4 separate regions of the Homo sapiens genome follow, and regions 2, 3 and 4 are each linked to region 1. Evidence: chromatin loops called from intact Hi-C (ENCODE). Cell type or tissue: CD14-positive monocyte. All regions are shown on one strand.

Region 1 (8,000 bases):
GGGTTATCTTTATTCTGATTTTTTTCCTGGAGGGCAAACTGAGGCACAGAAAAGAAGGGAAAAGATAATAGGAATTTTGTTGAGAAAGACTCCTGGCCTTGGGTCTTATGGCCTTCCAAAAAATTCAGATCAGCCCATTTGCATCTCTAAATAATAAGGCCACTCCCCTGCCCACAGCTCCACTGAGATCTGACTTAGGGATGAGGATGAAACCCATCTGGTGCCACACATGGATGAGACGGAGGTGCAGAACGACATAATGGCATTTATTTTGTGAATGGTTAGGGCACCCCTCACCCTGTGCTTGGGCTTTCCCCCTAGGCAGTTGCCTCATGGACTCACTGACATTGCTGCTGGCATGAATTTTCCAGATGCCAGTGAAAAAACTCTCTTGCTTACCACTTTGAACCATTTGAAGGAAGCCACTCTGAACTGGTGAAAATTCTTGCTCATAGAGCACTTTGCCAGTGAAAAGGTGTGTTCCCTTCAGGCAGCATGAAGGAGGATACAGTGCACATGGCAGGGCCATGTTTTAAACAAGATCTTGGAACCTGGTCATGAATGCATAGAAATAAACATCGATATTTAATTATGACCTGGTCAGTTCCTATTTAAGTCTGTGGCCTTCAAAGACTGTTCTCTTAAATGCTTCATATCTCCCCTCTACCTCCATTATTTCTTTACCCATTTCACTCGGCCTTTAATGTCTGGCCCCCACTCCTTCCTGATGGATGTTCTGATGGCATTTTTGCTCCTCATCTGACTGAACTTCTAGGCTGCAATCTAGACTCGTGGCCATTGTCTACTTAAGATACTCTTTCACTTTGACCTTTCCTTCTCCCCTCCCTGTCTGGATGTTTAGTCTCTTCCTCTCCTTGACTGCTGGATTTCCTCTGCTCCCAGCCCTGGAGCCTCTTCTCTTCTCACTCTACAGTCACCACGCAGGCGATTGTCCCCACACCATGGTCCCCGCAAACATCCACGCACTGAGGCAGCGTCCAGGCCAGGCCATTTGCCTGGCTGCAGTCCACGCCTCCGCCCACCCACCAGGCAACTCGGTGCCCCTGTCTCACAGCCCTTCCAACCCACATGTTTAAAGCAGAGTCCATGAGCCTTCTGCAAGCCAGCTTTCTCCCTGGGGACCTCAGAAACCTGACGTCACCTTCGACTTCCTCCTCCTCCTCCTCCCAGTGCCTTTCCCTTTGACATCCATTTCCTAGTTCCCATGAGTTTCATCTCTGAAGGTCTCTTCCTTACACACCAGTCTCCATCTCCACGGTCATTGTGTGGACCAAGCTGCTCTCTCAAATCCTTGGGCCACTGCAGCAGCCCATTCCTGCCCTGCACCAAGAGGCTGCTTTCAACACTCAAACTTGTTCATATCAACATTTTGCTTAGAATCTCTCGATGGCTTTCCAGTTTTAAGGAATGAAGATCAATCTCCTTAACACAGATCCTCTCTTTCCAAACACACCTTGCTCCATCTTTCCCCTCATGCTTGGCTTTCCAACCAACCTGGTCCTTGTCCAGCTTCATGCCACCCTACTTCCTGCCTCAGGGCCTCTGCTCATGGTGTTCCCTCTGCCTGGACTTTTTTACTTCCATCCTTTCATCATTACTGGGTTAACTCCAACATGTGCTTCAGAGCCCAGTTCACATGTCCCTTTGATGATGCAGCTTCTTCAGGCTATTCCAAGGCTGCCCGTTACATCCCTTTATCATGGGCTATACCCATCATTTTGCAGCACTTACCATAATTATAATTAAGCATTTAACTGGGTGATTTGTTGTTAAATGTTTGTCCCTCCTGCTAGCCTGAGTGTTTATTGGTGGCGGGGTCCATGTCTGTTTCTTTTTCATGCAGCATAGTGCACAGTGCAAGCAATATCTGTTAAATAAATGAGAAAACCCTTCCACCTGTCATGATATTACTCACACTTTTGACAGGCTTAGCAGAACTTATTTTATTGACAGTCAATTATAATCCTATAATCACAGAATTATCACAAATTTCAAATTAGTGAATTTGAATCCAAGTGGATTTTATTTACTTTTTGATTCAAAACCCCTCAAATATGTAAAATTCCCCCCATGGTAAGAGATGGAAGCAGGTGGACGGGATTGTTCTTAGAGACTGTTGACAAGCTGGCTCCAGGGAAGGTGTCCCTCAGCAGCGTGGCATGTACTGTGTATGTCTGGATTGCGTTTCTGTCAGGGGGAGATGAAAAGAGACTTCATCGTGACTTCACCATTTCCCAGTTGGTCTCTCACACTGCTCTCAGTGCTCTAAGTTGGGGAGTGGCTTTGATGCCTTCTGGAGGGCCAGCGTCCAGCAAACTTTTGTTGAGTACATTACCTGGGGCTCTGTTTACAGCCACAGTGTGAATGGTCATTAAGTGATGCGTTATCTAAATTATAGGGTCAGTGGATGAAATGCTGGCTTTGCCCTCTGCCTCCAGGCAATTGTGCAGGACTCAACAGCGCCATGTTCTGCAGACCTCCAGCACTTCCTCCACTGACCCAGGCCAAACTTGCATCAGATGGAGAAGGTTCTGCAAAACACCAGAGCACACTAGGGGAAACAGGATCCCTGGGCAGGAATTTAAAAATGGACTCTCCATTTGAGCCCCTGGAGAAGAGCGAAGGGTCTGCCATGCCCACTGTGAATATGTGCATGGGTGAACTGGTAGTGCCCTGTAGCCTTGGAGCCCTGAGAATTACACTCAAGGATGTGTATTTTCTTCTCCTTATTGTAGGGTCATCTTTTTGAATCAGACTACATCAAACAAACTCAATCTGAACATGTATCCCCATGAATCAGCTTTTCCTTGAGATAAGCACCGAAATACCCTTTGCACAGTCATTGCTAAATTCTAACTCTTCCAAAATGTTTTCTCACATGATGCTTTTTTTCCATGCCATGCCTCATGATGCTGTTATTATTGACTGGGATGTGCTGCTTTTTGCGGATACAATTCTCTCCCCCTCCTAATCCTTTACAAATGCCTATGCAGACCCTCAAGTCCCTCTTGGCAGGGGAGCTCTGCCTGCTCCCACACCCTCCTTCCTCCAGGCCTGTGGTGCCCTGTGCCAGGGAGGGGCAGGACCCATGTGTCCTGGACTAGATCCCTCAAGTAATAGTCCCTCTTCCTGGAATGTCTCTTCTGTCCTCAGCCACAACTGCTGACAACTTCCTCCTCTGTTCTGTTCCTCGTAGAATCTTTTCTTCCCTTTTTATCACTTACATTGCTTTATTCTTCCTGCACTGCGGTGAATCTATCTCTCCCACTAGACTTTGAGATCCTTGGTGTGAGGTCCCTGGCTTGGTTCATCTTTTACCTACAGGGTGCCTGGTGCACCCTGCTCACTGGGAAATGTTTTCAGCTCTGGTTGTTGAGTGTACTTCTTGGACCCTGGGATGTAATGACAGAGGTTTACTGCAGTGTGCAAAGGGACAGAGGTCCATGTTGCCCTTGTCTTCCTCGGGGCTCCTGGCTGGCAGCCAACCCAGGCCTGAGAAGGTCATGCAGTCCAACTTCCGCTGATCTATCCCAGACCCTCATGTGTCCCAGGTTGTAAGGACGGGAAGTGTAGGGGAGAAGACTCACAACTCCTACATGCCAAGCCCTATTGCAGGTGTCCCCCACATAACTGAGGAGCTTGTCAGGTCCATAGGACCAGAGCCCCACTGGGTGACGCTGGAGGTCCCAACTCAGGGACCACAATCACCCATGAGGAGAGACAAAGTGCCCTCAGAGGGAGGACCCAGATATTCCATGTCTCACAGCTGGTGAGTGACAGAGTGGGCTTGGGGCCGGGTCTTGGTGGTCCTGGGGACACTGCACAGAGGGAACAGTTGGTGGTCTGGCATGGTCGGGCTGCTAGATTGAGCAAATTAAAAATACAGGACACTGAGTGAAATGTGAATTTCAAATAAACAATAAATACTTTTTTAGTGTAAGTGTATCCCACGCAATATGTGGGATACACTCATACTAACAAAATTATTCATTATCTGAAATTCAAATTCCACTGGACGACGACTTCCTCCTCTTCTTCTTCTTCATCATCATCATCATCACCATCATCATCATCATCATCATCATCTGGCTACCTGAGGGTCTCACCAACTTTTAGCACTCAAAGTGGATCACAATCAGAGGAAGCCAATGCAGTGAGTCAATACTGGGATGACACAGTGACAGTCACGGCTCATGTGTATGCATCACCCTGTAGTTCATGACACATTTCAGCATCCGTGATCTTGTTTGATTCTCATGACTCCTCTGAGGCAGGTTGAGTGGCCTTGTCACCATCTCCTAGGTTGAGAAACAAAGGCACAGAGAGGTGCAGGATGTTGCTCAGTGCCACACAGCATGTAAAGACAGGGAAGAACTGGGGACGAGTCAGCCTGGGCTCACCACCTTACCACCTTCTGCTTTCTCCAGGAGGAAACCCTGAACCTCTGGCCTGTGGATTCAGGCTTCCTTAGGCGTGTCCTGGGAGGTGTTGCCAGCCCCGCTTATGGCTCATGGGCTGGAGTTCATGGGAGAATTGGTGTCTCTGGGGGAGAAAACGAGGGTTTCATTTCACTTTCACGTCATGTAATAAGGATCTTCTCAGCTGAGTTCTCCCAGACATCCACAGAAGTGAAACTTTTGATTCAGCCTGTAAACATGAGTCCTTCCTGTTTGGGGAGGGCTCTGGTGCTGCGGGAGGCTCAGGCAGCTGGGCTCTGCAGAGCTGGGGGCTCCCCTGCAGGCCCAAGGTGCACCCCTGAGCTGCTGAAGATATGTTCCATTTTCCTCCTCATCCCTGCCCATCTTTCCACAGGAAGCCACTGGGGTTTGCTTTGTTGCTGGGTTTGACCACTTGCCGGTAGTGTGGTTTTTGAGCCCAAGATCTTCGGGTGAATTTAATTACCTTAATTGAATGGTGCTTTCACTTCTTAGAGAAGGGGAAACAGGAAGACAGTGGAGATGGCAGGGGTTGGCTTTATCACACCCAGAAGGCTCTAACAAATTGGAATTGATTCCTCTTGCTCTTCTTTCTGGGTTGGTTTTCTGAGCCATCGACTCAGGCATGTGTGACGAGCAGTTCAGTGGAGTGAAGTGTGACAACTCCTCCCTGTCTATGCACAGCCTGGAGCCCTGCTCACAGATGGTCCTCCATCCACAGATGCACAGCACACACAGCCTCCACCACCCCACGCCACAGGGTGCCTTGCTGGTCAGTTTTGGGCCAAGCTCTCGACCTCTCTGTGCAATTCTAACAGCCCTCTTGCTTTAGAGGGGAATGTCCTTGTCTATGGTCTATGCTTTATGAGGAGAATGTCTTAGCTTGAACTAAAATATCATAGGCTAGGAGGCTTAAAATCGACATTTACTCCTCACAGTTCTGGAGGCTGGAAAGTCCAAGATCAAGGCACTGGCAGATCTGGTTTCTGGTGAGGGCCCTCTTCCTGGATTGTAAATGGACACTTGCTTGTTGTATTCTCATACAGCAGAGAGAGAGAGAGTGAGTGTGCACATGTATTAGCAAGCCCTTTTGTGTCTCTTCTTATAAGGGCACTGATCCTATCACAGGGGACCCACCCTCATGACCTAATTACTTCCCATAGGCCCCATCTCCTAATACCATTCCACTGGGGTAATCTCAGTGAATTTTGGAGCACACACATTCAGCCCATAGCAGCCAACAGTGAAATGGCAAAATTTACTTCCTCAGTTGAAGTCCTTCAGGTGAGGGCAGCAGACACGTGTTGAGTGTCTGTGAAGCAGCAGGTCGACCCCTGCACCTGCCCGTGCTCACTTATTCCTTGATAACACTTGGCATGATAGGCTCCCCTCATCATCTTACAGCTGATGAAACTGAGCTGTGACTGGCTAGGTCAATCGCTGGTCCCTTGCTTAAGGCCTGGGAGTGCTGAGCAGGGCCTCACCCAGTCCTCGGCCTCTGTGCCCTGCTCTCTGGCCCCAGGTTGATGCCTCCTCAGCATCTCCCATGTGGGGCTCGCTGTGTCTTTGTAACCCCTTTTACTTTTGGAAATCAGAAATTATAAGTTCATTTAGACTCCTAGAAGAAAGCGTAAGATCTCGTAAGCGTGACTTAAGCTTATTTATGTATTGATCCATTCAACAACTACTTATTGAACACCTGCTTCACGTCACCAGTTTTGGTGCTGGAGATATAGCCATGTGCAGGGCTGACCCGGGCCCTCTCCTCACGTAACTGGATGGATCCTGGGAAGTTACTGCTTTGTAAAAGCACAATTACCTCTGATTGCCTTAGATTGGCTTCCACTGGGCAGTGCCTCTTATGTGTGTAAAGCAGAGATTTGATATACATAAGGGTCATTGTGCATCCAGTCTGGCCATTTTGGCTCCACTAGCCTGATATTTGGCACATGGGAGAGGGGTGTCAGCCTGCAGCCTGGCCTGGCTTGACTGGACCCAAACTCAGGTTATAGCCTGGGAAAGCCAAAGGCTCTCAAACTGACTCTGAGGCCACTGTGCCCTGGGAGAGAACAAGTTTGGCTTTGGCCAGCCCCAGGAACATGATGTGGTTGGGTGCCATGATGGCAGTGTTGGCCTGGTGGGAGTCTGAATCTTCTACAACCACATTACATGTGCAGGAGCCTCTAAATCTTGTAGCAGGTAGAAGTCCAGGATGCCCCAGGGGTTGTGGTTGAAGAAACCAGCTTGCCTGGGCTTGTCAAACCCACAGAACTGGATGTGAGCAGGGGGTAGCAGGGGCTGCTGCCCTCTGGGGAGAGACTGGAGGAGTGATGCTTTCTCTGTGAGCTCAGCCCAGCCTGAAGCTGACTTCTGGCCTGGGTAGCCAGTCTGCCATGTCTGGATGGGTCATTCCCCAGAAGCTTCCAAGTGCTGCTCAGACCCAGGGCTGTGCCTACAGTTGAGGCCAGGGAACAAGGCACAGGGAAGGCCGGGCTTGGTCTAACCCAGGACATGAGGGTGACCAATACCTGGCATCACAGACCCAGGGAGGGACCCTTATGGCAGGAGAAATGAGAAGTCACAGGAGAAAAGAAGAGAGGAGGAGAATGGGACTGGGTTCAAGCAGTCTCCCACAAACCTGTCCCCTCCTGGTTCCTGTTCCCTGATGACCAGGGCAGGCCAAGCGATGTTTAATAACCAGCTCTCTGGGGCAAAAAGCACTGGATTTGTAGCACTGGCTAATTTCTTGCTGCCTCCCTGATATCCCAGGCAGAGTTGGGACGAGGTGTGCTCAGTGGGCCTTGCAGGGTGCAGGGGGCTCTGGTGCGCCTCTGCATCCCAGCAGGCTCCGGAGCTCGCACTGCTTAAACTTGGGTAGAGTCTCACTCCACAAAGGCTAACCTGCGAGCTGTCAGCAGCACCTCTTTGCGCAGTTTCTGACCGCTTCTGGAGGTGGAGCATTATGGAGGATCACTCCTTGGAACTCCTGGTGGCCAGATGGGCTGGACTCAGCCAGACACCGTCTCTGGACAGTCCCTTCCACTAGGAAGGAGCTCAGGCCTGGCACTGCCAGCTGCTCCACGACACTCTCTCAGGTGTTCTCTGCAGACCTCAAGGGGCCCAGCCTCAGCAGCCAGATGCTCCCTAAGCAAAGAGCCCTTGGCTTCTCCTCGTGAGCTCAGAGGTGCCCTTGGCTTCTCCTGGCGAGCTCAGAGGTGCCCTTGGCGTCTCCTTGTGAGCTCAGAGGTGCTTTATAGGAGCAGCCATGCTGGCATCACAGGTAAAAGTAGGAGCAGGAAAGATCTGGAAGGGAGAGCATGTGATCCCAAACAACTCTGTTCACCCTGTCTTCCTATCCCAGGGTTGGGTGAGTGCCAGTCCTGCTCCACTGCCCAGGAGGGGAGTTGCCTGAGAGGCAGAGATTTTGGGAGAAAGCAGGGTCAGCCTGGCAGCCATGGTTCTGCTGCTCATCCTTCTTACCCTTGCACCTCCTTGTTGCACCCAACCCAAACTGCAGGGCCACCCCCACTGCCAGGCCAGCTG
Region 2 (8,000 bases), 53 kb before region 1:
AGCTCACTAAGTATGTCCTGACAACTTAGTAGCCATTTGAAAAATAATACTTATAAATTGAAAGAAAAATAATGTTTTTCTTTTCTTTTCTTTTTCTTTTTCTTTTTAATGTTATTATTTTTTAGAGACAGGGACTTGCTCTGTTGCCCAGGCTGGAGTGCAGTGATGCAATCATGGCTCACTGTACCCTTGAACTCCTGGGCTCAAGTGATCTTCCTGCCTCAGCCTTCCAAGTAGGTAGGACTATCGGCACATACCATGATGCCTGGTTAATTTATTTTTTATTTTTATTTTGTAGCGATAGGGTCTCACTATGTTGCCCATGCTGGTCTTGAACTCTTGTGCTCAGTCGATCCTCCTACCTCAGACTCCCAAACTGTTGGGATTGTAGGTGTGAGCCACTGTACCTGACTGCTTTCATTTTTAAATAGCCACTATTCCTTTCTAAGGGGCTTATGTGCCTTATAAGCTTTGTACAGCTTCTCTAATCTTGGAATCCTATTAGACTCCACCACACACATTTTATATTCCAATGTGGAATTTTGTGTGGTGCTTGCAAAATCCAGCTTCACAAAGCAATAAAATTCTTGACAGGAATGCAGCAGGATCTCGTGGTTAGGCTGGGAACTGCCTGCAGCCAGCAGCTTGCCCGGCACCTGACATGTGTGGCTGGGTTTCCTTCCATTTAAGGTATCCCCGCAGTGCCCCAGTGAGTTCTTAGGGGTGCCTTGACACAGTTTGGGAGTGTGGAATGACTTAATGGGAACCTCCTTATAATCCTGCAATGTAGGTATTACCCCATTTTACAGAAGTAGAAACTGAGGCTCAGAGAAGCCAAGATATTGGCCTAAGGCCACACAGCTGCTTGGCAAGGGAGCCAGGACTCGCCAGGTGTCCCTGATGCTCTGACAATCCTTTGAACGATTAACTAGGTCCCTTATTTGTGTGTCTTTGAGGTTCTGAGCACTTGTCCTTCTCCCTTTAGTATCTGGCACCAGAGGGAATCAATCTTTCTGTCCTTCAGAACTCAGATCGTTTCCTGTCACCCAGCCCTGAGAGGCAGAAAGTAGACAGTGATGGGAGCCTGTTGTTTTTCCTTTTCCAGGGGGCCCACTGTGCTCTTGCTGCGTCCCAGACCCCATGGGACTCTCCTTCCTTCCCACCTATGGCTGCCAGAGTAACCGCACGGCCAGCGTGGCCACCCTGCGCATGAAGGCCCGCGAGCACTCAGAAGCTGTCCTGCAGTCAGCCAACCTCCTGCCTTCCACCAGCAGCAGCCCCGGCCCTGTCGCCAAGCCGGCGCCCCCAGATGGCAGCCAGGAAAAGACCTCTCCCACCAAGGAACAGAGCGAGGCAGAGAAGAGTGTATGAGGGTCCACAGTGCCCCGCCCGGCCTGCCCTCCCCCGCCCCTCCTTCTCCCAGCCTCAGCCCCTACAGAAAACTCTCCAAATAGCAAGGAGAAGCCTGCGGCCCCAGGGCCTCTGCATGGACCCAGGACGGGCAAGTGAGACCCACAGCTCCCTTGGCACCTGGAGCGTCCCTCTGGAGTCCCACCAGTGCGGCAGTGTTGTCCTGGCTTCTTTGGCAACAGATCCCGATGGCACTTGGTGGCAGCAGAGCCCTCTCTGTGAGGAGCCTCCCTGGGATTTCCATCCAGGCCCAGAGTCTCGGAGGGAGGTAGATTCCTCATCCGTCTCCCTTCCTATTTCCTCCCTGGGCTGCCTTTGAAGGTCTTGTCAACCCCAGGAACTGTGGCATGGGCTGAAGTTTCATGAAAAGAAAAGGGCCTGTCCCGCTTACAGTGTTTAAGAACTGGGGAACTGGTGGAACCCCAAGCGACTCTTGCTCCCCTGGACCAAGATGAGCAGTAATGCCCTTTCTCTTGTTGGAGAATATTGGTTGTGGGCTTCATTACAAAGTGAGAAGATGCAGGGTAGGGAGGGGCCAACAGGACACAGCCTGTCCCAGAGGACCACGGTGGCTCTGACCCAGGAGATCTCACTGGCACATCTGGCCGGGGGGCTGGGCTAATCACCCAGGCCACCTGCTCCATGAACTGGGGGCTGCTGTCTTGACACTGTGGGTGTGGAACTAGTGTGGCCCCTGTACCTGAAGCACTCACCTGCAAGCCCTTCCTCTCTCCCAGATAGACCTGTGGATTGGTGGGAAGTTAAGCAACTGAAAAGCAGCTCTCTGGTCCAGGAGGGCCTGAGGGCCCTTGGAGAGGGAAGAAGCCCTTCAGGAATGCCTCTGAAGTAATTATGCATACAGATGAACTACCTTTCCCCACATGCCTGGCACGTAGAGGGGGCTCTTCAGTGGTGGTGGTTTTTTACTGGGGAAAAAAAAGTAGGAAAGGAGACAGGAACGGCGTATGTGCAGATATGGAGCATGGGGAAGACAGCTTTCTCATGGTGTGGAGAGCATTAATTCCAAAGGGCCAAATTTCACAGAGATTTCTGTTTTGGTCTAGTGTGGCTGTTTTCTCTGGTGAGGATGGTGACCTAGAGGAGATCCAAGGGGAACGTGCAATAGCATAAGCTCTGCCGCTTTCTGGCAGGGGCGCCCGGCATGGGAAAGGTTGCAGTCTTTGGTGGCTTTTGCTGATGGTGTTTCCATGCGGATGGTTATTGCCTTCATGATGGTTATTTTGGTTTCAGTTATTATCGTCAAAATGTTTTACTTTCACATTTCCTGTCCCCTTTTTACCTTCCCCCACTCCATGACCCCCAAATAATACTCCTGAGTGTATCATGCCTTGTCTATGATCACTACGAAGCATTTGATAAAACCCACTGTCTCCTTTAAAGAAAAAAATCAAATCCTTCTTCCTGCTGTATTTTGCTTGTTGAGTATAAAGATGAAACGATTTGCCAAAAAGCGGCAAAGTTGCTTCCGTTTCCCTGTAATTACGAATGTTTGGTTGAAGGATGTAAGCTCAAGCCCTTATGTACACTAACTCTTCAATCTAATTGTTTGATTAAACTCGTATTTCCTCCAGAAAGGTACATAAATAAGTGAACTGTTGAGCAAATTAAGAATACTTAACAGCATTGCATCTGAAAAGTAGTTATGCTGATTAAATTTTGTGTCCTTGAGGACTTTCAGGAAATTACTTTTGATCGTCAATAACACAATTAAGTAAACTACACACACATTAGCATGAATAATTGATAAGAAATTATGTATTACCACGAAGCACTGATTTAATAATTCATGATGCGACACTCTAGTGACTGTGCAAAACTGGATCATATCGAAAAGTCTGCCTGATGTTACTGAAAGGAAAGAAAATGAGCACCAAACCTCTGCAGAGATATTGAGTACTTTGTTTTGTTGTACAAAGGCAAAAAGTAATGATGCATGATGTAGTTTCTGTTTGTTTAAATACCCAAATAAATTTAGAGGAGTTAAAACAAAGACCGAAAAAGCTCAGGTCCTCTCTTTGTTCCTCCCAGCCCTGAGGCTGCAGGGCTGGGTGGAGTCTGCGCTCTTCAATTTTCCACTTTGGCCAAGGTGCAAATAGAAACCTGGAAACTTCCAGGAGGAGGACATTGAGGCCTTGGCTCAGGAACCTTTTAGTGGATGCTGGGACAAGACAGGGGCCCCTGTGCAGATCAGAGCCCTCCCCAAGGCATTGACAAGCACTGCATTGCAGGGTCATTCTCGCTGGAGCCCCTGTAGGTTGCCCTGTCTGCAGAAGTTCATCACACGACTGTAAAAGGCAGCTGGGCTTCAGTGTGGGAAGGAGGCTCGGGCCCCAGGGATTGATTGATTAATTAATTAATTATTATTATTCATTTATTAGTCGAGGCAAATGAAGTCCATTCCTGAATGCCCTCCAGGTTATGGGAAAGGAGTCTAGAAACCACTGAAGTTGTGACTGTGACTGGGGCAGCAGCCCGGCCTTGTTGGGCATGACAGCCTGCCCGGAGGAGAAGCAACTGTGGCATGGCATGGAGTCAGGGCGGGCAGCCCTGGCATAGGACCTGGGGGACTTGGGGGCTCCTCCTCCATTCCTCAGTGGGTGCCCAGTGTCTGATCTCTCAGTTGGGTAGAAAGAACTTCCTTTGACTCTGCCACTGTCTCATTTCCTGGGAACTTTACACAGGTTAACACATTTAATCCCAATGATAAACCCACAATGTAAGTCCTACTATTCCCATTTAACAGTTAAGGAAACTGAGGCACATTAAGGTCGGGCAACTTCTGTGAAGCTACATAGTTGATAGGCTCTGATAGGAAGAGGGAAAGCTCGGCTTTATTGGGTGTCACACAGAGAGTGGTTAATAAATGACTTGATGAGGTCAACTGGGCTCAGTCTTCAAGGCCAGGAGCTCCACGGAGGCATATGAGGACCCGTTGTTCCCAGCAGGTTTCAACAGATGGTGAGTCATGGTTTGACTTTGCTCACTGTCTTTTGGGTTCTGTCCTGGATGGGCCTGTGGGAGGGGAGGATGAACCACCCCAGCGCCCTGTCAGACCTCAGTGTCTCCCTCCCCTGGGTCCGGCCTGGCAGGGGCAGGGGTAAGCCTGCCCCCATTTTATCTGCACCTGGCCTTAGGTGTGTGCCTGTCTGAGAGCAGGCCCAGTGGCGATCCCTGAACTCAATGGTGCCCAGAACTTCTGGGCCCCTCTGATGGATATTCTAGCAAGACGGGACACCAAGAAGGCGCCTGAGACTCAACCAGTCTACGTAATGGAAACTCTCTTTCTTCCTAATTTTCTGGCTTCACCAGAAGAAGTGAAACCTTTACAGATTCAGAGCTTCATCAAAGTTGGTTAAGAGCATGTTTCACTTCTTCAGAATCCTAGCCCTAAGGGCTGTGTGACTCTGGGTGGGTCACCTAACCTCTATGTGCTTCAGTCATCTACGTAATAATGGCACCAGCCTCCCGGGGCTCTTTGGAGATTAAATGAGTGGATAGCTACATGGTGCCTGGCATGGACGAAGTGCAGTAGAAAAGCCAGCTCTTGTTCCACCAAGCCTCACACATGTCAAAGGCTTGAAGACCTTTTTCAGGTGAAAACCTCACTTTCTCAAGAAGGAAATGATGGAATGGCTCTCAGCTGTGCCTGAGCCTGCAGAGGGAGTTGGGATTGCCACTCCGTTTCCTGAGCAAATTGTGTGGGCTGTAGGAGAGTTGATTTTCAGGAGGAGGCGTGTGCCCAGGCACTTGAGCTTGGAAGGGAATCTGTGGTACCCAGAGGCAGGGGTGGGCATGAAGGCTGGGGTCAGGGAGAGTGTCTTAGAGAGAGCTCTTCTAGTGGCAAGTACTGGAAAGCACTGAAGCCAGTTTATGTCAAAAAGCACTTTTAGGAGGAGGATACCAAGCGATCTCATGGAGCTCAGGATGGCTGAGACTCTAGTCCTAGGATCCCAGTGAGACAGGCACCAAGAAGCGGGGGGTTGTCAGGAACCTCCCTCGTTTTCCCCCGCAGCTTGGCCCTCTCTGCTCTCTCACAGTCATCAGCCAGGCCGGGATCATTGTGACTTTCCAGCCTCAGCCACACCCTTTGGGGACTTGAGCCAGCAGACACCTCTGGTCTCATCAGGAGTGGTCAATCATGTCCACTCTGGCCCTGCCCTGCCCGGGGGAGGGAACATGGCTCTAAGTCTCTGGGCTGGGGATCTGGGTCGATACCCAGCATATACCCCCATTACCCCCACGGGGATGGCACCAGAGGCAGAGAAGGGCACAGATGTAGAAAACCCAGTCCCTGCTGAGGCAAGTTAAACCAAAGGATGATAGGTTTCCCTGAGACAGGGACTATAAGGGCTTATATTTTTATTATTTTTAAATGATAATGCAGCTTCATTCTGGTCTCCACTCATGAACACCGTCAGCCTACTTCAGAGAATTCCACATTTGGCTGTTTTTCTCATCAAGACTTGGCCAAATACCTTCTACAGCAGCTCCAGCAAACTTGTAGGAATGGAGGGTGTGCCTGCCGCACCCAGGAAGCTCAAAGACCCTAGGGCTGTGGAACACCCAGGTGTCCCATTGGAGCCGTTCTCAGCTGCCTGCCTGTGTCCAGATCATACTCCCAATGACAACAAAGCCCTGGCCTCCAAGTTTGGACGCCCTTGGCCCCAGCACCACCAACTGCCGTCTGAGGGGGACGACATAATTAGTGCGAGACTGGCAGGTGGTTGGGGCCTGCAGTCCTCGTGGCCAAGAGCAGTGGCCCCAACCTTTCTCCCAGCCTGAGCTGTTCTGGCAGAGCCGGCCCCCCTGGCTCTCAGTCCCATAACAGGAGTCAGGGTAATGGGTTTGGATAAACCAGAATCCATCCCCCAGCCCCCAGGAAGAGCATTTTAGAAAAGGCGGCTGCCCCTGCCCAGATATGGGCTTTTCAGCTGCCTCTTTCTGAGCCACCTCAAGACAAAGCGAGGCATTTCGGTGGAAAGCAGCATTGGTTGGTGCCCTGGAAGTGCCTAGGGCCTCTCCTGCCCTGGTACCCTGGAAGCACCTAGGGCTTGTCCTGCACCCTGCCGGATGGACCAAGGAGACTGGCCTGGGAGCCCGGCCTGTGCTTAGTGCTGCTGCCTGCCATCTGCTCACCGGCCTCTTAGCTGACAACAGGGCCCCTGCCAGGCGAAGCTGCTTCTTGTCAGAGCCTGGCTGAGTTCAGGACGGGCCATTGCTCTTTAGCACACCTCTTTAGGTCCTGGGCACCACCCCCTCCCTCTTTCTGGGTGCATTATCAGACAACGCTGGAGCTGCGGCTGCCTGGCCCTGGCCTGGCTCAGCTAGGTGGCCCAGATCACAGCAACCCCTATCTTGGGACCTCTGCTGTGGCTGGGAGAGGAGGCTTGCCAGCTGTTGGAGGGCTGCCAACCCTGCCTGGGCCACACGGCAGTTGGGGGTTGAGTGGGAGAGGGCACTCATCCATCATGAGCCAGGGTCTAGGAGCAAAGGGGGGTGGTGCAAGAGGAAATTACCCAAGCTGGGGGCCCACCAGGTCAAGGGCTGCCTGGCAGCTGCCAAGGGGGCAAGGCGTTCCTTGCAGTCTCTGGTGGCCTCATTCCTCCACTCAGCAGAGAGGAGCAGCCCTTGCTGTAGCCCTGGCCCTGGAAACCCTCCTCTGAGGTGGAGTTCCCCATACATGGTAACACTCCAGCAGGGTTACTGCTGCCTGGGGCGGAGGAAGCGTCACAGGCCTGGGAATCAGAGTCCTGACATTCCTAGCTATGTGACCGTGGGCAAGCCATTTAACCTCTCTGTTCCTCATTTCTTTATCTGTATCATGGACAGAATCATCCTAACTTCGAGTACAGAGGGTTATTGTGAGGAGTCAAGGAAACGATGCATGTGAAGGCAGTTTTTGAACGACTCTCAGGAGAACAAGGTCATTGGCAGCACATGGTGCTGTCTGAAGCTGCCTCCTGCTGCATCAGTGTGGCCTGGGAAAATGCAACCTAAGAGCAGAGAGGAGGCAGTGCCAGGAAGTGAATCGCATGGACTCTCCCCAGGGCTTTTCCTGCCTCAAAGCCCCTCCCCCTCCCAAGATCTGGATGGGGCAGCGAGAGGGGGCTAAGTGATTGTGTAATGGCCACATCTGTCAGCACTGGCCAAATGGTTTTTTCAGGAGTCAGGGAGCTAATGGCCCTGCAGCCGGGACAGACTTTCTCCTAAGTGAAGCACTTTATCTACCCGGGAACTTAAGAGCAGCATGGCCTCAGGCCACAGGGACCCAGAGAACAGCTGCTCTGCTGCAGACTTGAATTAGTGCCCTCTCCCCATTGGCTTCCCTCACACCTGCTGCCAGAGGCCAGACTGCGGGTGGCAGCCTGAGTGGTGGTGGTGGGGGGGGCGGGCGATGGCAGCCCAGAGGGGGTGTCACCACACCCAGCCTTGAGTCCAGGATCCCACGCCACCCACCTAAGCAAGTCCCCTGCCCTCTCCAAGTCTCAGTTTCCTCATCTGTAAAATGGGGACAATGAGGATTAGGTGGGATGAGACAGTGAGGGGCACTGTGGCCAGCACTCAGTGAG
Region 3 (8,000 bases), 120 kb after region 1:
ATTTCCTAGTCCTTAAAGTTTCTAAAATTTTTGTAAAATTCTGTAAAATAGTTTGGAATGATATTTTCTTTGTGGCAAGATTTTTAACTATTTGATTCAATCTTTTGAAAGGCATCAGGACCTTTCTGTCTTGCTGTTTTTGTCTAGCACATTTCAGTAAGTTACACTTTCCTGAGATTGTGTCCATTTCATCAAAGTTTTCAAATTCATTGGCATAAGATTGCAAATAATGCCATTATTGCTACCTTTTTGGACTTATTTATTCTTAATATTATTTATTTTTGTCTTCTCTCTTTTTAAATCCATTCTGTGAGGAATTTTTCATATTATTAGTTTTTTCAGAAAAAACTTTTAAGATGTGTTTATCCTCCCCATTGTATCTTTGCTTGCTTCTGGTTCATTCATTTTTGCTCTCATATTTATTGCTTCCTTTCTTCTGCCTTTTTTCTGGGCTTATAATTTTTTCAAACTTCTCTGACTGGTTGCTTATCTCATTCCTTTTTCAGTTCTTCTTTTCTAAGTATTTACATCTATGCATTTCCTTTTAATTATTACCCGGCTTGCATTCTGCAAAATCACATGTGCAACATTTTCATTATCATTCAGTTCCAGCTATTTGTAATTTTCACTGTAATTTTTTCTTTGATCTATGAGTTACTTAGAAATGTTTTAAAATTTCCAAACCAATGGAAATTTCTATCATGTATTTTTGTTACTGTCGTTTAATTCAATTACCTTGTGGTAAGAAAATATGGTCTATATGTCACCTTTTCTTTGAAATTTTTGAGACTTGTATTATGGCCCAGTGTGAGACCGTTTTGGGGTATAAATGTTGCATGCATGCTGAATTGAATGGCTATTTTCTAATTGTTGGGTGCACAGTTCTATGTAAGGCCAATAAACAAATCTGCGTGCTGAATCCTCCCTATCTTTAAATTTGTAAAAATCTGATGCGTAATGATGGTGTTTGGCAGTTTTTTGTGACTTGCACTAAAGGCGTTCACATGAGACATGAATTCTACGAGCTCCCTGGCTGGTCCTGAGGGTGCAGTGCTAAGGACAGAAGAGTCCCAGGCTTGGTGGCCTTGGAAGAGGCCCCACATCCGAGTGAGGGGCAGGATGTCAGAGCTGCCGGAGTGGGGCTCATTCTTTTCTGCTTGTCAGTGCAGTGACCTTCCTCACCTAGATGACCTGGAAAATATTCCTGCCAGGTGGGCTGGAGGCTAGGCCGGCTGAGCATGAGATAAGAAAGTGAAACGACTTCTTTTTTTTTTTTTTTTTTGAGACAGAGTTTCACTCTTGTCGCCCAGGCTGGAGTGCAGTGGCGCAATCTCGGCTCACTGCAACCTCTGCCTCCCGGGTTCAGGCGATTCTCCTGCCTCAGCCTCCCAAATAGATGGGGTGAATTGAATTCTTCATTCAACAAACACCGCTAGGAGCCTGCACTGTGTCAGGTGCTAGGCCAGGTGCCCTGGGCCCTGCCCTCACAAGCTCCTGGGCCAGTGTGAGCCAGTGCCAGGAGCAGCCTCACGGTCAGAACTGGGCGTTCATTACAGGGGTACAGGGTGGGGCATCCGCTCTTCTGGGTGCATTGTGCCACGCCAACAAGACACACACCATCTTGCCAAGGTGCCGTGGCTGGGTGCCAGGGCATCTCGTGAGATTCTAGTTTACGGGGCGTTTTGAGCCTCTGCCTGTCTAAGCAGGGAGCAGACTGCATTTTCCAGACTCGGAGGCTACGGCAGAGTGAAAGCAGAAGTAGCTGCAGATGCTTCCCCTCCTGGGAGTATGTAGGACAGGTCGAGCTCCCAAGGATGTTTGGAGAGGTGTTTGGGAGCAGAAGTTCATGCTGGTGTTTAGGTTGACTCATCCCATGCGAAAGTATTTTGAAATCAGTTGCCGACATTTGAAACTTATTGATTTCATATAAAAACAGAACTGCCTGGTGTGGCTGGAAGCCCTGGGCCTGGCCTGAATGTAGCTCCACCGTCCCCAGCCACTGTCTACAGATTGTCAGGTCTGCACTGGCATTTTCTTTCAATACACTTAGAGGAAAGTGAAATATTTTTCTTACACATGTTCCCATGAACTGGGGCAAAATTAAGAAAACTCCACATATTCCAGGAGAAATAAGAGAGTATGTTTCTTGGTGCAGGTAGAAACTGATCTTAATTTCATCAAATGAATAAAGTGTGGACAGATGGAACTTGAAGGCACCCAGATGAAGCCAATTGCTTCTCTCATGACCAGCCTTCTCCTCTCATGTCCATTATTTATGTGAAACTCAGAAGGAGCCACAGCAGCCATGCAGAAGAACCCAGGGGGCATCTGTGGCACCAGGGCAATCGGACTGCCTCTGGCTGGACCTTGGCAGGGGATGGTACCTGTACACAGAGGGCACATGCAGCCTGAGGGGCATAGGCTGCCAGCCAAAGGCCTGGGTTTCGAGTCCAGCTCTCACATTTACTGCTGCGTGGACTTGGACAGGTTGCATGCTAAGATGGCATTGGGCTCAGTAGCAAGTGCTCACGGTGTTGGCTGCTACCGTTAGGGATTTGACTGAGGGAGCCCAAGAATGAAAAGAGCTCGATTTCTGCCAGCTCAGTTGGGTGGGGGACTCAAGACTTGTCATTAAGTTGATTTATATTTTAAAAAGTGACATTTCCTGCACATTTGGGTTTTTGGCTGAACATCTAAGCATTGTGACAACGTGCAGGTATAAAGGAGTACAGGAGCATAAGGCCTTCAGCCTGCTGGCTGAGCCTGTGTGACTACCAAAGTTCCTCCAGGCTAAGGACCTGGACATGGGGCCTGTAAACTTGGATGGGAAAAAAATTACATCTCTGTTCTCTAACCTCTAAGGAACACTTAGCATCTTCTTCTAATAGTAGTGTGGCAAACGAACCACAGAAACATTACCACCCAGTAACTTTATTTCTGGTAGGAATCACAGGTCTTTCCATCCACATTCCAGCTGTTACAGGTATCTCTCAATATCGATTCCATTTATCACCATGTCGAGATGGTGGTAGCTGTTTCATCTGCTGCCAGATCTTGCTATTTACTGTGTGGATAAATAAGCATGTATATTTCTACTTCACAAGTTTAACAAAATATTTTGATAACTGTGTGTTAATACTACTGATTTCTACTATGATCCTTATCTATTTTAGTTTGGGGATTTAAAAATCTTATTCTGAGAAGAGAGTGATAGGCATTCCTAGACTCAGAGGCTCCCATGGCACAAAAACAGTGACCGAGCTGGACTATTGGCTGGAGGGGCATTTCCTATTTCTGCTCCAAGGCAGAGGCTACTGCAAGGGCTGGACTGCAGGGCAGACCGGCTTTGCCCACATTCCTCTCTGAGACTTACTAGCATGGGTCATTAGGCAAGAAACCGCACCTTACCGAGCTTTGTTCCCACACTCTGTGGGGAAGATTATAGGAGAGAACACTGGGTATAATACCCCAGCATGTACAATGGGTCTAATCACAGCCAGCTTCTGGTGGAGTCCAGAATGACAGGGGCTTCCTTCAGCCCTGTCTTCAGAGAGGCTGAGAGGAACTGAACAGCCTCCTGGCTGTGACAGTGGTTTCCTTCCCCATCAGTCACGTGGGTCTTGTCCTGTCCCCAGAGCCTTGGGTCACATGGCTCATTGTGCCTGCGCTGCCAGCAGCCAGGAGCCAGGAGCCAAGAGCAGAGCGCCAGCATGAACTTGGGGGTCAGCATGCTGAGGATCCTCTTCCTCCTGGGTAAGTGGGGACTGCGGGGGTCTCTGGCCCGGGGGAGCCTCAGTGGGCAGGAAACTGGGGGAGCCTTAGCCCACTGGGGCTTGATCCCTAAAACATAACTCTGTCCCTTTACACAGATGATGTTTCTCACTTTGATCTGGTAGTGAGCAATGATCTTGTTTGTCTCATTCCAGCTGCAACTTACAAATGCTTCTGGGCTAAAGGAGAATAGGAAGGGTCATGGCAGAAGGAGCTTCGGGCTTGGGATCTAGAAACATCTGGGTGTAAACTGTGGCTCCATTGCTGATAAACTAGAATAAGCTTCTGAAACTCCCTAACTTTCTGAACCAATGAGATGGGAGATAATCATGTTTACTTTTTGGGATTTCAAGAGAGTTAAGTTAAATTTAATTAAGTCAAATCAAAATACTGACATAGAATGAGAACATGTAGGCATGTAGATACTGGTATACATTTAATGTTGAATCAGAATTCTCATGCAGTGAAGCAGACTCTTTGCTACTCAGAGGTATCTTTGTTTTTAAAAATTATCTTTAATGCATTCCTTGAAAGAAGGAAGAAAGGAGAGAGGCAAAGACTAAAACAAAGTAGGGCCAAATGGAGGAGAGAAATATAAAGTCAGAGAAGTAGACAGAGAGGAAGAAACTCAAAGAGAGAGAGAGAGAGACAGACAGAGACATAGAGAGATGGTTAGAAATATGCATAGATGGAGACAGAGATGGAGAGAGACACATGCCTTTACGAAGTCCCCTCTGATATCAACTGTTGTTTCCTAAAAAGGCAGCATACGTCCCTCATATATACAAAGACGTTCCTTCCCAGAACTTGCACTGGGCCGAGACTCAATGGGAAGCAGTCTGTCTCCAGATTAAATCTTGTGTCTCCAGACCAATAGGTTGTATCCTGAATGCGGGCAAAGTTAGTGCTGTGGGCAGGTTTCCATCTAAAGTCTGCACTAAGCAGGGGAGAGCAAAGACTTTGGCCTTGGGAGTCAGCATGTCAGACAGACAGCCAGCCACATCATCCATCAGTTTACACATGGAAACGGGCCGTTGGCAGTGACTGTGAAGGGATGTCAGGCACCAGCAAGCAGCGATTAAGGGTGTGCACGGTGGTTAGATGCAGTGTGCCTGCCCAGAGACGTGGTGGAAGGTAAGAGAAGTTGTAACCCTTATTTCTGCTTTTGACTTACCTAGATAAACAAACTAGTCTGTCCTGGTACAAAAAAAGGAAGTTAAATTTAAGAAATCCAATGAAAAATGTGCAAATTATATAAACAGGCAATTCATTGAAGAATCACAGACAATAAAACTTTAAAATGTCCAGTCTCACAAATAATAAAAGATCTAACACCTCCTCGCATTTTTTAGTGTGTCGATGTGCTGGGTGCTCTGCTGAAGATGTTACATGAGCTCATTTGGTTCCCACAGCAACTCTGTGCAATAGGTGCCACAATTACCTGCATGTTATAGATAAGGTTTTAATCACTGGGCCAAGGCATCACAGCTCGTTTCTGCTTTCATATACTATTGATAGAGGTACACAGTGGTTAGGAGTGGGTATCCAGTACGAGACTCCTTAAATGTTCATCCCTGTTCTGTTGTTTACCAGCCTGGAAAACTTGGACAAAGAATTAATCCTCTCTGTGCCCAGTTTTCTCATCTGTAAGTTGGGGACACCTCACAGGACTATTGGGAAAATGAAATCTGTTACCACATTTAAAGCACTTAGCATGGGATGTGATAAGTGGTGAGCACTCACTATTGGATATGAGGGGACTCATTTATTCACTCTCTCCAGAGGGCAATTTGGCAAAATCTGGGTGTCAATGTAAGCGAAATGTAAGATGTTCATAACCCTTCACCCAGAAATTCCACCTCCAGGAATATAACCTGATGAAATAATATGGTAAAACCCTCCCAAAATATTTCACAGGGTATTATTCAACACTGCCGAAACCACGGTGGGAACCAGAAACAAGAGACTATCAGTAGGAATTTGACTAAGTTAATTATGCTTTAGTATTTCCAACAATATCCAATATATTTAGTTGAAAGACATGCCTTTCTATGAGCTGACACGGATGAAACAGAAGTGATGAAGTGATAGTTACAGGTTAGAGTTCCGTAGTAATATTTTGCATGTGTTTAGTCTCCTTCTTCTTCCTCTTTTTCTTCTTCTTCCTCTTCTTCTTCTTCTTCTTCTTCTTCTTCTTCTTCTTCTTCCTCTTCTTCTTCTTCCTCTTCTTCTTCTTCTTTTTCTTCTTCTTCTTCTTCCTCCTCCTCCTCCTCTTCCTCCTCCTCCTTCTTCTTCTTGAGATGGAATTTTGCTCTTGTTGCCCAGGCTGGAGTGCAATGGCGCGATCTCGGCTCACCGCAACCTCCACCTCCTGGGTTCAAGCAATTCACCTGCCTCAGCCTCCCGAGTAGCTGGGATTACAGGCACATGCCCCCGCACCTGGCTAATTTTGTATTTTTAGTAGAGATGCGGCTTCTCCATGTTGGCCAAGCTGGTCTTGAACTCCTGACCTCAGGTGTTCCGCCCACCTCGGCCTCCAAAAGTGCTGGGATTACAGGCGTGAGCCACCGTGCCCGGCTATCCTTTATCTTCTTAGGAAAAAGAATTATACAGCATCTTAATTTCTCTGTATTGGCATTTTTCATAATGATTGTATATGTTGTTAATTCCAGTAAGTAAATGTTTGTGAACAAAAAGCGAATATGACAGCCTGTTGAAAGCAAATGAAGGAAACGTTGGGCTTCCCCTTTATTGACTGGAGAAAGGGGCCTAGAGCACTGTTTAGTGCAATCTACTGGCAGATGGGGGTCTGTGAGGGTGGGTGACCAGGCCAGTCACCCAGGGTGTATGAGAACTGTACCTCAGGGGACTTGGGGGCTATGGGGGCACTCTCTGTCCAGTCCCTCTGTGGCATCCAGGATCCCAAGTATGACCGGGGGACCCTGGGATGAGAAGCCAGGCCAGTCTTTCCCACACACAGAGTAGGTAGAAAGTTTTTAAAGAAACAGTATTTGAATATTCTTTAAATATTTTCAAACACTGAGATTAATGGAACAGACATTTATGGAGCCAACACTCTGAATTACCAAATGTTAAATTTTTTTCTAGATATATATTTAAAGGTAGGTAGCTAAATCAATGTATCCATCAGAGAAACAGAACATAAGAGGTGGAGTTTGGCTCTCTTCCTCCTCTTGTTTTCCTCCCTCCCCAGAGGGAGAGGCACCCCAGGGTTGGCTGTGCTTCCTTCCTGGGTTACTTTGCAGCTGTTAAAAACTGCAGGAATCCGCCATAGCATACTGAACACGTTGCATTATCTACCCGTTCTGATAATATGGGTCAAATGCATTCATCCCAACTACTCTACAAGTTTCCACAGAAACACTGCCATTTATCTGATTATTTATCCATTCCCATACTGTCAGAATTTAGGTTGTCTCTAACTTGCAGCCTGATGGCTGAGGCTTCGATGAGCCCTCTCGCCCCACCTCCTGGAACCCACCTGCAGCTGGTTTTCTAGCAGACACCCCTGGCAGGGGAAATGTCGTGTCAATTCTCCTTTTGTTGGATATTGCCAAATTGCTCTCCACCAGGGGGTTGTGGCCATATCTGTTCCTTACATACTCAGTAATACTTGATACTGCCCAACTTCTCAATTCTTGACAATTAGAGAGGTATAAAATTTTATCTCAAAGTTTTTATTTTAGTTTGTGTGTTCCTAATCACTACTAGGAATAACTACTTTCTCTGCATTATCAGACAGCCCATTCTCCTTTTCTGTAGATTTCTGATTTTATATACCTTTCTCCCAAGTTGTATTTGATTATTGGTCTTTTATGTAGTATTCTGGATATTAATTATTTGTATGTTTCATGTGTTCCAAATATCTTCTCTCAGTATGTTGCTTATCTTTTATCTTTGTGGCTTCCTTTGTTGTGAGAAGTCTTTCAGCGTGATGTAATCACATTTATTGGTCTTTTCCTTTTTGTGTGCTTGGTTTTTCTGTGTTAAGAAGCATTTTAAAAAGTTATTTTTACTTTAAAGTGGTTGCATTTTTTATGATTAGGTCTTTAATTTATTTGGAATTTATTTTTATTTACGGCCTAAAGAAAGGATCTAATTTTAATGTTTTCTGTATGGGACATCAGTTGTTGCAATATCACCTGTGTAATGATCTTTCCTTTCTTTGCTTTGCAATGATTCTATATTGCAAACATATTCTATGTCTA
Region 4 (8,000 bases), 130 kb after region 1:
AAACCTATAGATCAATCTGGGGAGATTTGACATCTTTATCATGTTGTGTTTTTCCATGAACTTGGTATGTGTCTCCATTTATTAAGATCCTTCTGGATTTTTTTCTTCAAGGTTGTGCTATTAGACTTACACCTGCATAATTTATGAGTGATCGTAAGTTGTGTTGTATTTAAAGTATTTCTTTCTGTGTATAATTGTGAGCATATGGAGACATCATTGATTTGCATATGTTAATCTTATTGTATTCCACCACCACATACTCTAAAGAGAGTTATTTTTCAGATCTCTCGAGATTTTCTATGTTGACTGTCATGTTCTCTGCAAATAGGGTTAGTCTTATTTTTTCCTTCCTGAATAGTATGCCTTTATTTCCTCTCATCTTACTAGGCTGACAAGAACGTTAGTACTAGGTTGAACAGGTGTGGTGACGGTAGATATTCTTGCTTTGTTCCTGATCTTAGTAGAAAAGTATTTTGTTTCTCACCATGAAGTTTGGTTATAGCTGTAGGTGCTTTTGCAGATATTCTTTGTGAAGTTGAGGAAGTTTTCACAATTGTTCATGGAAGCAGTTTTATGGCTACTTTGACACCTCTGTCAGATGACTCTAACTCTGTATCATCGAGGTGATGGCATCTGTTGATTTTTTTTTTCATTCAAATAGAGATTGTCCTGGTTCTTGCTATGACAAATAATTTTCCACTGAAACCTGAACATTTTGGATTTGATGTTATGAAACTCTGAATCTTATTGACGTCTTCAATTTTAACAGGCCTCCTCAGATATCATTCTGTCGAGAGAAAAGGGGCATTTCCTCATAATTGCTAGGGGGGTGGAGCCTGACATCCTCTCTGGCCACCACTGACACCTGATGGGAGAAGGGCTCTGTGTTACTGTGGGGTGGGGTGCAGGCTAGGTTCTAGGACATAGCTCTAGAACCTGCTCAGTAATTAGCACTTGTTTGAGTCAATTATTGCCAGAAGTGGAACGTCAGCCTCGGGCTTGGGTGGGCTTCCCCTTTAGCACTTGCAGACAGCACCCTGCTGGGAGTACCCAGGCTCATCACTGCTCTTCATGTGTCCCTTGCTGACACTGTGGGGTGGGGGTAGCCTCGTGGTGGCTGGGCAGTGTAGGACGTCCTGACTCTTTCCTAGCAGGAAGGGTGAGAGGCACCTTGTCACTGCCAGGAGCAGGTGAAAGAGCAGGATCCCACAGGGTCTCCACTGATACCCCTGGGGGCGGGGACTTTTTCATTCATTGGGCATGAAGCCCTCTCTTCCCCATGTGACCCTCTGACACCACCCTCGTTGGGGAGTGGGGGCTCCTTATAACTGAGCAGTGAGCGTGGAAGCCCAGGTCTCCACTCGGCCTCTGTTGATGAGGGTGGGGCTTGGGGTGAGGGCACAGTTTTTTCTGTGCTGTTTGACCGTTGTGGAGTGGTTATCACCTAAAAGTCTTGTCTTCCTAGGCTGCACCTTTCCCAGTCTTTGGCTCGTGGGAGCTGGCTTTTCTTGGGGCTTCTGTGTTTGTGCCCATTGGCATTACAGGGTTGCCAGCTTCTCCAATTCCCATCTGGGACATCTGAGGCAAAAAGAAAACCCAGAAATTCACTGCCCTGTTATTCCTGAGTTCTGAAGGTGCCTAGCCAGTCTGCCTTCTTCTCTCCATTTTTGGGGGTCTTTTTATATTTGTTTTTTTAATATAATATTTAGGGATTTTAGCTATGCTTAGTGAGAGGAATAGGGAAAAGTAAACCTATTTCATCTTTCCAGAAAAGTAAGTTTGAAAAGAGTTCTGGAGGATGGGTGATTTGGAGTAATGCTCTTTGGGGAGGGACCCTGGGCTGGCAAACCTCCCTCAGACACACAGTCCTGATTCTAGAGGCCCCTGAAGGGAGTCTTCCCCATGGGGTGAAAGAAGGAGTGGGGATGAAGGCAGAATGCCTGCTGGGGAGTCTCTGATCCTCAATCCCTGATGAGGGCCACAGCTGGGCGGCTATAAAGCCGAGCCCCACAGGCCAACACATACTCAGCAGACCTTTTCACTAGCTCCCAAATTAAACTATCTCCACTTCCTCTTTAAAGTCACTATAAGCATTGTTGTCACATCTAGACCCTCATTTATCTACCACAATTGCTTGAACTGCTCCCTTTATTAAATTTGATTCCATGAAATAACTGGATAATGGTTCTTAGTGAGATGGACTGGGCTCACTCTCCCCTGCTTGTCTGAGTGAAGCAGATGGTCAGTTGGGGAACTCCTGCCTGGACCCCAGCTGCAGCCAAGCCCTGTTCACACCTTTGCAAACTCTTTGGCCATGTTATCGAGAAGTCACTATTCAGGGCAAGAGGTGAAGGACCTGGAGCTGGACCCACAGGCTGTCTTGGAGGACTGGGACACACAGACACCCAGAGCTTTCTCTTTGATTAAGCAAATATTGATTTTCACCAAGGTCTACTGGCACATGAAAATAAGTAAGTCAGGCTCCAACCTGAGGAGCTGACAGTCTACAGGGGACAGTTGCAATGCAGTGTGTTAAATACTGAGACGAAGGACTCACAGAAGAAAAAGGAGAAGCTCTTGAACCAAACTAGAGTATCCAGGAAGGCTTCCTGGAGGAGGAGTCTTATTGAATGCTAATTGCGTACATCTCTGCCTAGGTGAAATCCTTCAGCAGCTTCCTATTGCTGCCAGCAAGTACTAAAGTGTTTACTATGTCACTGGCCTCCTAGACCTGTCACGAGCCATCCCCTGTTGTTCCTGCTCCCTGGTCTCAGGGAACATCCATCAGGTTACTGTCCAGCCTCCTCACATGTCATCTGTTTTGCATGGGATGATGCTGTTCCCCTCCAGGGTCATAGAGATACTCCCACTCCCCTCTGTACTGTCACCACCGTCAGGGGAGAGATCTGGTCTTGCTGGGCCATTGCTCTAGAACCTGCTCAGTAATTAGCACTTGTTTGAGTCAATTATTGCCCGAAGTGGAACATCAGCCTCTGGAGCCAGTCTGCAAGAATGGGACAGGTGGCGTGCCATCCTAAGAAGAGAGGACAGCCTCTGCTGAGGCCCCGGGCAAGGGCAGCATGGACTACAGGGGTTGTGCAAGAGGGGAGAATGAGAGGTGACATGGGCCAGCAAAAGAGGAGGGCTTGATGAGCCCTGGGAGGACATTGGGCCTTATTCTGTAGGATTTTAAACAGCCTTACAGGAAGAGTGCCTGGCTGCAGTGCCCCAGATGGGTTGGAGGCAGGGAGACTTACTAGGAGAAGGCAAATGGATAGTCCAGGAGAGGGGAGGCTGGCTGGATTTGTCCCAGGCCACACCAGCAGGGTCATGTTGGCTTCTGAGGCCCCAGGGCACCCATCTCTCACAGCTACTTCCCTGAGGCAAGCAGTGTGTGGCCTGAGCTCAAGGTGTGTGGCTGAGTAAACTGGTGTCCATCCCAGCTCCTGGCCAGCCCATGCTTAGCCCCACTGGCAGACAGTGTTGGACAGGCAAGGCCAGGGCTGTGTGGCAAGGAGGGCTGAGCAGACCCAGCCAGAGCTCCCTGAGCTAACCCTAGAGTCCTAAAGAAAAGAGACCCTCCCAAACCGCAGATGAGCCCTGATTGTTGAGTCACATGTGACACATTAAGATACTTTGGTCAGTTTGTAATGACTGTTCACCCTCCATGCTGCTGTGAGACTCTTCCTCGGAGCCAGTGACTCAGGCTCAGGCATGGAGCCTGAAGAGGTCACGTCACTTCCTGGGGCTTTCCCATGAAAAGAGGCCACTGTCCCCAAGAGAGGCCCTTGTCCTGACACTGGCTCCAGGACCCCACGTACACACACAAATGCAAATGCGAAGAATTTTTTTCTTTTTTATCTTGTTTTGAGAGTTCAGGAACCGGGTCAGCACTCAGGCAAACAGAGAGGGAGGTTTGTGTGCAATGGCTTAGTGCAGCTGAAAGTGAGGACCCGAATCAGGGAAACCACAGCCTGTGGCTGCCCTGGGAACTAGAGAGGGAGGGAGGAAATGCTTTTATTTCAATTTCCAAAAGACCAGATTCCCAGATAACTGCACCTGATCCCTCCACCTGGTGGTTTCCTCTGGGGACTGAGCATTGCCCAGAACTCTAGGAGAAAAGCCAGGGCTTGGGTAAGGGAACTCGCTGGTGAGTCTGATGGCTCAGGAGCCATCCTTGGTCCTGGAGGGTCTGTGGTTCAAGGTGGCCCAGGCCAGGCCTGGCTTCCTTCTGCTCTACCCATCTGACCCTGCCTCCCCTGGCGGCAGGCAGCAGGGCTGCACCTCCCCCTCTGGAAGGGGCCCCTGAAGAATGGACTGCAGGGCCATGGGGTCAGGGGGACTTCGGCTGGACCATGCGTGGGGCTTGATCTATAACTTAAATATTTAGACATGTGGCATGCTGTAGGCTCTGCAAATGTCAGGAATTGTCTTAAAAAGCTAACTAGAGTGGAGATGCCTAGCACGGATGCTGGTGCCTCGCAGGGTTTACGAATGATCTGTCCCGGTAAGTGGAGGCTGATGGGTTTAGTAAGGGGCTCCGGTGCAGGCTGTGTGCTGCCGTTTCCTCTGCAGCATCATGACCCCTTTCCCATGGTCCAGGACAGCTGTCATCCCACAGCCCCGCTCCCTGGATGCGCACTCCCCTCGGTCAGGTCCCTCAGGACTCCAGAGCAATGCTTCCCAGAGGCTGAAGAGCACAGTATGAATATTGCATGAATAATAATAACCCCACCACTTAGCGGTTATGCAACGCTTTCCTCTTCCACAATACTTTACCATCATTAATTAGTTATTCCGCACGGCTTCCAGCCTCCCCTGCTCTCTCTGCAAGGCATGCCCTGAGAGTTGCTCCTGCAAACAGGCCTGTCCTGGTCTGAAGCACCAACATCAAGTGGCCAGGCCCCTCTTCACTGGGATTGTACAGGCTATGGGAGGCCTTGGTTTGGCCATTTCTCGAAACAGCAGAGGCTTGTGCCCTTGCTGGGGAGCGCCACCTCTTTTCTGACCTGAGCACCTTCCCAGAGTGCCTCCCGGTGTGCTTGGCTCCCCATTTCACTCATGGCCCCTAGGATAGTGGCAGACACCCATCTCAGGTGGTGGCGTGTTTGCTTGTGGAAGGGCAGCTGCTGCCTGCACCTCACTCTGTGCACACACTCCTTCCGGGGACTTGTCCAGCCATGCTCTGTGTGCAATGGGGCCACTGAGCTGGGAGCCATGTTGTGTCTGGTCCAAGGCCACAGGCTGACAATGGGTGGCAGAATGGGGACTCAGATCTCTTGGTTTCAAATACCCTTCCCTCCCACCCACCATGGGAGTCATGGTGAGGTTTCAGATCCCCACAGAGAGGCTCAAAGGTGGGGCAAGTCCTTTCTCCAGTGAGTAGGGTCGGCTGGGTGTCCGGCTGTGGGGCCTCTGATCTGGCCCTCCCTGGATACCACTGTCCACCCAACCACGACAGCCTCAGGCTCCTCCTTGTTCCAGAACCCCCGTCTTCCTCAAGGCTTCAGCAGCCCCTTCCCAGGTGTGGCTCAGTGCTCACATGTGTCACCACTCCTGGTCAGAATGGACCTGGGACACCAGGTGGGGGGGGCCCTGCCCCCTTGGAGGAGCTCCTAGCCCTGGTTCAGGCCCAGGCCAGCTCTCCGCCTCCACCCCTCCATTAGCCTGAAAAGGTATTGATCAGTTTGGCTTCTGTGAGCTGAGTGTTTTAATCCCACTGTGTGAATCTTTAAGAATTAATTAGCAAAGAGTGCTCAAGAAAAACAAAGTGGGCACCAGTTTTGATACCTCCTGGTCACCCGCTGTTATTGTTTCCCTCTTAATTATGATGCTATTTCTGGAAGCTAGAGGCAAGCTCCCTGGTGCATCTCAGCCTGGGGTGGCCTCTGCATGGCCCTCCGTGGCCTCCTGCTTCTCGTTCCTGCCCAGGGTGGCGTGCGGCGAGGAGAAAAGGCACAGAGGCATTGTAGCAGGCAAGATATGAGTGGCCAAGCACTCCCACCTCTGGGAGCAGGGTGGCCACAGGACTCTCCCCTCTGCTTTTCTGAAAACCTTATCTGTCCACAGTGCCGGCCACATCTTATGCCAGTATCCCCAGCTGCTCTGACCCTGCTCAGCTTCCTTCTTTAGCCCTCAAGCCCTCTGTACCTCCTTGAATCGCCTGGCTTTTGCTTGTACCTTGTCCTCTGCCTGGTCACATTCCCTGTCTGGGCACATTCCATTCCAGTCCCTGCTGCCACCTCACCGAGACTTTATTAGCTCCAACTGGTCCTTTTGTTTTTAATTTAAATAATGATCTCTCCGGGGGAGCTTCTGTGACACTCCCAGGCTGGGTTAGGTGCCCGCCTTGGCCCACCTGGCTGGCTAATCACTGTACTTTCACGCATTAGCAGGGACTGCCGTATGTGGAATTCCTTAATCACTGCCTGTCTTCCAGAAGCCTTAGCGTCAGGGTCGCAGGGGTCCTGAGCTGGAGTTGCCAAGCAAGTGGTCTGCTCTGACACCACGCATATTGTCTTTCCGTGGATGGGGGGCGGTCCATGGAAATCAAGGAGTTGTCTAAAAGCTCCCAGAGTCCCCCTCATACCACCCCCCACCACTGCTTTGCACACCTTTTTCCCGTGTGTTCCTTTTGTACAGCTTTGCCAGGTAGGTTTGGGTTCTGCCCCAGCCTAGTTCCTTGCACAGAAAGCAAGGACCACAAGCGGCATGGGAGGGGTCTGCAGACGTCCTGTTTAGAGTCATGCTCTGATAAGACTGGAGGGTGATTGAGGAAGAGAAATCTCAGGTGGTTCCGGGGTTTGAGATGGGGACTCTGAGATTTCTGCAAGTCATGGTCTAGAAGTGTCTAGACTCCGGCAAGAGCCGAGCGATGCTGGAAGTAGGAGGACTGTGTAGCCAAGGCCCATGACCTATGCCCCTGCATTCTGCTAGAGAGAGGGCTGAACAGGTGCTATTGCACTTGGGGTAGGTGCACTTCATTTCCACTTTCAAACAGCCCCGTGGAGTGCCTGAGAAGCAGACCCATTTGTGAGCCCTGAGGCAGGGGCAGGGGCAGGGCCCGCCAGCACCCATATCACCCAAGCCAGCTAAATTTAAGAAGTATAACTTGTGTTTCACTCTGACCCCAGGGTCCACTAACATTGCAGGGTAGCACAGGATAAATGGGCAGAAAGGCAGGGTTGTCTCTGGTGAGTCTTTTATATGTCAGCGTCCTGCATCCCCATTTTCAGATGAAAAAAGGGAAGCCCAGGATCAATCTGCTGTGTGAAGCATAGCTGGGCTGTCTCCCTTGACTCTACACATCTGATTTCTTTTCTGAGCCTCTTGGCTCAGAAAAGTGTGTGCCAGCTGGGCCTCCAAGGCTCACAGTGGGCTGGAAGATGGAGCCACTACAGTGTACATGGTCTCAGAGCCACAGGGGAAACGCTATCGCCCCCCCTTGTCTCTCTGTGGCTGAACTGTACTTGGATCCTGAGCTCCGTACCACTCAGTACTTACACTAGATCTTATCTCTTCAAGCCATTTCTGGTTTAACACTCAGTTCAGACTTCTCCCATCCACCTTTCTCGGCATCCCCCAGGAGAAGAGTCCAGCTTCCGAGGGCTCTCATGCATCATCTCGCTCTTGGGAGAAACAGCTTCCTCTGGGTTGTTTGTGGCCTTCATGCCATAGAGCAAGCTGCAGACTGGGGCCAACAGTGCGGGGGAGAGGTGTGACACATGGAAGGAGTGATCCTGGACTGACGAGAGCAAGGGGGACTTTCAGAGGAGTGGCTTTGAAGGATAAATAAGCACTTTCCACAGGGACGAGGGAAAAGCATTGCGGCAAAGAGAGCAGCAGCCTGTGCAGAGGCCAGGAGCCGTGTGTGTTGCATGGCTTGCACATCCCAGTCCAGCTTGTGTGGGGCTGTGTGGTATAGCTCCTCCTTCACAGCCAGCCTTCTCTGCTCCTATCTCCCAGTCTCCAGTGACGCCCTCTCAGGACCCACTACCGAA

What was found. Hi-C counts contacts between places; a loop is a spot of excess contacts. Peaks named below come from ENCODE experiments on the same cell type or tissue, not always from the same donor. Only the 100,000 strongest peaks of a DNase experiment are listed, where the experiment ranks them.
Region 2: a loop joins it to region 1, with 2.0 times the contacts of the local background. A loop is called at or near these places in 3 of 110 quality-filtered maps.
Region 3: a loop joins it to region 1, with 3 times the contacts of the local background. A loop is called at or near these places in 4 of 110 quality-filtered maps.
Region 4: a loop joins it to region 1, with 2.1 times the contacts of the local background. A loop is called at or near these places in 3 of 110 quality-filtered maps.

What each region holds. Positions count from the first base shown.
Region 1 is chr10:49,306,884-49,314,883 of GRCh38, reverse strand. The region is part of intron 1 of C10orf71 (chromosome 10 open reading frame 71); the gene reads right to left. Among named protein-coding and RNA genes, the nearest start is that of C10orf71, 12 kb to the right of the region's middle. RefSeq lists a silencer at 6,727-6,776. In CD14-positive monocyte, no CTCF peak of the experiment used is centred here; DNase peaks (open chromatin) are centred at 2,533, 3,183, 4,273, 5,023 and 1 weaker place; H3K4me3 peaks cover 3,186 bases; H3K27ac peaks cover 3,928 bases.
Region 2 is chr10:49,359,487-49,367,486 of GRCh38, reverse strand. It overlaps DRGX (dorsal root ganglia homeobox), which reads left to right. Exons shown (of 7, transcript NM_001276451.2): 7 at 1,106-3,421. The coding sequence ends at 1,371. Among named protein-coding and RNA genes, the nearest start is that of DRGX, 33 kb to the left of the region's middle. In CD14-positive monocyte, no CTCF peak of the experiment used is centred here; DNase peaks (open chromatin) are centred at 4,386, 4,776, 7,136 and 7,396; H3K4me3 peaks cover 901 bases; H3K27ac peaks cover 1,133 bases.
Region 3 is chr10:49,184,047-49,192,046 of GRCh38, reverse strand. It overlaps TMEM273 (transmembrane protein 273), which reads left to right and starts at 3,656. Exons shown (of 7, transcript NM_001288740.3): 1 at 3,656-3,753. The coding sequence starts at 3,711. RefSeq lists enhancers at 988-1,207, 1,668-1,827. In CD14-positive monocyte, no CTCF peak of the experiment used is centred here; DNase peaks (open chromatin) are centred at 1,786 and 3,596; H3K4me3 peaks cover 4,146 bases; H3K27ac peaks cover 6,867 bases.
Region 4 is chr10:49,173,306-49,181,305 of GRCh38, reverse strand. The region is part of intron 1 of TMEM273 (transmembrane protein 273); the gene reads left to right. Among named protein-coding and RNA genes, the nearest start is that of TMEM273, 11 kb to the left of the region's middle. RefSeq lists enhancers at 948-1,027, 3,604-3,943, 5,429-5,928, 5,929-6,430. In CD14-positive monocyte, no CTCF peak of the experiment used is centred here; DNase peaks (open chromatin) are centred at 3,695, 6,805 and 7,245; H3K27ac peaks cover 3,324 bases.